Linked DNA regions of Mus musculus: region 2 is linked to region 1. A link is a loop called in an ENCODE intact Hi-C map of the cell type or tissue named here. Cell type or tissue: left cerebral cortex. All regions are shown on one strand.

Region 1 (2,500 bases):
TTCAACATCTCATGGAAAAATTAAAATAACTTCCAGTAATTTTTTTTAGCCCAGCTGATCCTTAAACACATGGCTTTCCTAATTGTACCTAAACACTTAAAAGTTAATTTTGAACTAGGTGTGGTGGTACACACCTCTATTCATAATGCTTGTCAGGTAGAGGCAGCAAGATCAAGAATTTGAGGCAGCCTTAGCTGAAAAGGAAAGTCAAGAACATTCTAAACTACTATCATCTCAAAAAATAACTAAATAATGAGTCCGGTGCAGTGGTGCATGACTTTATTAATCCCATTATTAAAGGCAGAAGCAGTAAAGATCTTCCCACCACATAGTGAGACCCTGCCTCAAAAACAAACAAAATCATCAAGATCAAGTTGAATTTGAGAGGTATGGTCACCACTGAGCTGATTCTATTCACAAAGCACGATTCTAGCTGCTTTGTGCTAACATATTTACATATATACTCAGTTACAGTCTAATATGAACATGTTAGATAAAATTGGGACCTAACATGAGATAAACTTATGAAACAAACTTATTTTCATGGGTTACAGGGGCAGCAAAGAGGACTAATTCGCCCAAGGTCACAGGACTAGAAAGTGACAAAGGAAGATGTAATTTTCAGGTGGCCCATAAGAAAGCTCAAACACCACTGGCAACAGGGATCTTGCACCTTGCAATTTCAAGGAACATTTTAGTGGAAGGAGATCTTAAGTTCCTTTCTTACGGGCTGTGTCAACTGCAACATGACCTTGAGGGCAAAAACCAAAGTAAACTTGACTTAAGAAAATGAAACAGTATCCATATTAACAAGTGCTCTGATGCAAGGAAACCTTCTAAGTGTCCCCTCCCCCAAGCCAAAGCAAAACATAAACAAAGCTCTGGCCCATTCTAAAGAGACCACAGCAGGTAGGCGGCAAATGACAGTAGGACATGCGGTGGAGAAGTACAGACACAGAGCTACCGAGACCACTCATTCTGTCCCACCTACAACTTCAAGTCCAAGTTCTAATGAAAGACAACGGGACTGGGGAGAAAAAGACCTCCAAGTTAACAGTGAGCCGAGCTTTAAAAGCGAGGTGCTTGAAGCCACAAGAAGGGTAACTCCTCACTTCAGCTCCAAAACACCAGGGAATCTCCAATGCCCGCGTCTGTATAAAAGAGAGACTCAACGGCGGAGGATGAAGATTCACTGCGATGGCCCCGAGAGACTCGGAACTGGTTTTTGTGTGTTCCGATGACTCTGCTAATGCCCAGAAACCCACACAACTTGTTTCTCAGAGGACAAGAGTCCAACAAAAGCCTTCGCGAAGCTCTCCAGCGAGTTGACAAGCTCCAGGAGATCCCGAGAAGTCGCTGTGAAGGCCCGGGCGCGGGAGCCGGGGAGCTCGCCCAGGACCCCCGACTTGGCTCGGGGCGCGCCTCGCCTCGCCTGGGCTCCCGCCGAGCCAAGCCCAGAGTCACCTCGGCGTCCAAAGTTCGCAGTCGGCTCGGCTGACTGCCAACGCTCGGCCCGGCTGACAGGAGCGGGCGGCCCGGTCCTGGCCAGGACTGGACGCCGCCTCCCGGGCCGCCGAAGCTGCCGATTCCGGGGGGGAGGGGAAAGGGGCCGGGACGCTCCCTCCCCACGCCGCCGGGACCGGACCACCGCCACGATCGGTCGGCCGCTTGCCCGCGCGACCCGCACACTCCGCGCCACCGCCCCCTCCCCTGAGTTACCTGGAGGCGCCCAAGACCCGCAGTTAGTCGCGCTCAGGCGGGAAAAAGGTTCACCGACACCATCAGCGAAGCGCCCAAAATGGCGGACGTATCAAGCAGGCCTTGAGTTACCCCCGCCCTCCCTCCGGCCGCCCCGCAGCCAATCACAGGATAGACCCCGCCCCTTCACACGGATCATTGGCTTGTCTCTCCCGCCCCCCACAACCTATTGGACCGCCCAGCGGTTCCCTCGACTCCACTTCGATTGGCTTTGAGGTCTTGTCAGTCAAACGCGAGAGGCGCATTCTTTTTCCCATGGTCTTGACGGATCCGGAACCTCTAGACCCCGGAGTCTGAGAAACAAGTCAGAAATTGGGAGAAGCTTAGGCTGGGTCCCTCTGCCCCGTAGCAACAGCGGGGCCTCGCGTGACAGACGCTTGGGACCACCAATCCGCATAGTCAATGTAGTTTAAAACAAATGAACCAAACCAATCCCGGCTGTGTAGCTCCGGATGCGAAGAAGCCAATGGGGTAACACAATGACAGCAGGCGGTGGGGTAACGGCCGCGGGGGACGAGGGGGGGGGGAAAACCGGTGATGACGTGAGTCACAATACAACCTGCGACGGAAGTTAATTATAGCTGGGGAATTAGCTCAAATGGTAGAGCGCTCGCTTAGCATGTGAGAGGTAGCGGGATCGATGCCCGCATTCTCCATAGCATAGTTTTATCGAAGACCTTCAATTAAATTACTTCAGACAAAGTAGAGTGGCATCCCTGAAAATGGGGTCAAAATGTAAGGT
Region 2 (2,500 bases), 190 kb after region 1:
GTGCGCACGAGACGGGGGCGGGGGCCAACCCCGCGGGGCAGCAAGCGGCCGGGGTACTAGGTGGCGCCCACCGGGCGCGCGGCGACGCCGCCTCCACCGAGATTTAAAGGGCAGCCGGGCGGAGGGATCTTCGAACGACTCTCGCTGCGATCCCTCCGCCTCGAGGCTCAGCGACGGCAACGACGTGGTTTCTTTGGTGGTGGTGGTGGGGGGGATTTACTCTTGTGCCTCCGCTGTCGGGTGCCGCGGCAGGGAACTTCATTCTCTCTGGTGTCTCTCAGCCTCTTCCCGCAGAATTCCGTCGAAGCCATCGCGGCCACTAGCGCGGAGCAAAGGTGCGCGCACGCTCGGTGTCGGCGTGGTGTCCCTCCGCCGTCAGTCGTGGACTCCTTTTCGTGTCCTTCCACCGAGCCCGGGCGGTGTCCGGGTGGCTCACCGGGGGCGGCGACGCGTCTGCGGCGCGGCAGCGAGGCTCGGGGGCTATGAGGTGAGGACGCCCGGGGACCGGAGGCGGCACCCGGCGCTGCGCGAGAACGCAGGACGCGAAGCCCCGAAGTCGGCGGATGCCTCTCAGATCCCGCGACTGCGCGCGAGGTGGAGGTGAGGCCCGAGGACTGTGAGGCGGGGGTGGCCCGGCGCTGCGAGCCAGGGCTCGGGGACAGGGGCTTGGCGCGGGCCGCGGTGGTGGCCGTGGCGGCAGGGTTGGGGGGGCCCCTCGGCGGACGCGGACTCCTTTATTTCCCCCCCCCTTCCGTCAGCGGAGGCAGCGGGCGGTGCTACGTCCGTGCCGCCATATTGGATTTTACTCTCCAATTTTTTTTTCTGAGGAAATATTTTTTGGTGATTAATTTTTCTGGAGGGACCAAAAAGTGTAGCCGGGCGCTTCGGGAGCTCGGTGGCGGAGCTCTTGGACGGGCCCGGTGCTGGAAGACCGGCAGTGCTGGCGGTGAGCCGCGGAGGACGTACGTGCGTGCGTGCGTGCGTGCAGGAACCGGGCCGCGGGGCGGGGCTGCGGGGCCGGGGCGGCCGGGCGAGCGAGCACGGCCTGCAGTGTTGGCGGCGGCCGGAAGGGAGCGGTAGCGGTCGGCGAGGGCCGGGTCGCGGCCGCACGAGGGGAGCTGCTCGGCCGCTCGGGATTGGGGGACTGTGTTTTTCCTCTTCTCCAATGGGCGGCCGGCAAGCGTCTCGCCCAATCTGCTCGCGCCGGCTCGCCGAACTTTCGGTTGTTTTTGTTTTGGCCCGAGCCTCGTTTCCTGTTGCTCCAGGCTCAGACTGTCGCGCGCGGGGGTGGGGTGGGGGTGGGGGGCAGTCGCTCGGGCCCCACGCAGTGGCACTGGCGTCACTCGATCTGTCATCCGCTCGTTCAGCCAGAGTGCAAGAAGGAGAGGAGGAGACGTGAAGTTCATCTTGAACTTTCTGATGGCGCTCACTCTGAGACAGTCCTCTCAGAGGAGCAGACAAGATGGATTGCCTGACTTGATTTGTTTGTTTGTTTTTTAAACCTGCTTTCTAGACTTAAAACTGTCTGACACAGGCCTGAGGGGTTGGGAGGCTGCCGAGTGGATGGATTCCTTAGAGGAACTCGCTTCTCCTTGTAACTGTTCCCCGTTCTTATTTATTTATTTATTTATTTTGACAGAAACGCCAGCCAGTTTGGGTAATTAGTAGACAAAACATAAGCCCTTTCAGAGGCGATGAAGAAGTTATTGTTTTTCTTTTTGCCTGAAATGATCACAGACAACTTTTTTTAAAGATTTATTTATTTCTTATATGTAAGTACACTGTAGCAGCCTTCAGACACTCCAGAAGAGGGAGTCAGATCTCTATTCTGATGGTTTTGAGCCACCATGTGGTTGCTGGGATTTGAACTCCAGACCTTTGGAAGAGCAGTTGGGTGCTCTTACCCACTGAGCCATCTCACCAGCCCCCACAGACGACTTTTGAGTGAAGTCCATGCCTTAAGAGTGAATTGCCAAAGACACACGTTTGCAATGTAGACGTGGGTTTGACCAAGTCCCTCACTAAGAGCCCCTATGGTCCAGGGTTAAAGTGTGCAAATAAATGTCTAGGTGTCATACATGGGCAAACAGTAGACTCTGAGTCTATAGCCTCTCGACATCGGACACTGTACTCCCTCTTCCAAGCTCACTTATGCTAGTTGCCATACCTGGTGCCTTTTGGCCATCCGGTCTCTGGCTTTCTCCTGTCCCAGCATACATCCATCCTTAGAAAAGCCGCAAGAGAGTATAGCCTGCTGCTGGCATAGGCTTATGAAGAAGCATCCTGGTTGGCCTGCACAGAAGCCAGGATTCCTCTGTTCCCTGAAAGTCTTTGCATGCTTGGTGAGATTGGCTTTGCCATTGCACGTACGTTGGTTTTCTTGTGAGCCTGTTGAATCATAGTTGAATCATAGATTTAGCTGGTCTACCTCGGCACAGGTGCTCAGTAGTCACAGCATGAAAGAGATAATTTGTTAATTTCTATGTCAAGCCTCTTTGAG

What was found. Peaks named below come from ENCODE experiments on the same cell type or tissue, not always from the same donor. Only the 100,000 strongest peaks of a DNase experiment are listed, where the experiment ranks them.
Region 2: a loop joins it to region 1, with 3.0 times the contacts of the local background. A loop is called at or near these places in 1 of 42 quality-filtered maps.

The regions. Positions count from the first base shown.
Region 1 is chr19:3,573,922-3,576,421 of GRCm38, forward strand. It overlaps Ppp6r3 (protein phosphatase 6, regulatory subunit 3), which reads right to left and starts at 1,828. Exons shown (of 24, transcript NM_028999.1): 1 at 1,720-1,828. It overlaps n-TAagc9 (a tRNA gene), which reads left to right and starts at 2,342; the gene lies at 2,342-2,414. In left cerebral cortex, no CTCF peak of the experiment used is centred here; DNase peaks (open chromatin) are centred at 1,172 and 2,021; H3K4me3 peaks cover 2,324 bases; H3K27ac peaks cover 1,506 bases.
Region 2 is chr19:3,767,741-3,770,240 of GRCm38, forward strand. It overlaps Kmt5b (lysine methyltransferase 5B), which reads left to right and starts at 149. Exons shown (of 11, transcript NM_001379678.1): 1 at 149-600. In left cerebral cortex, CTCF peaks have their summits at 1,091 (motif pointing right) and 1,817 (motif pointing right); DNase peaks (open chromatin) are centred at 349, 780, 1,067 and 1,954; H3K4me3 peaks cover 2,155 bases; H3K27ac peaks cover 1,873 bases.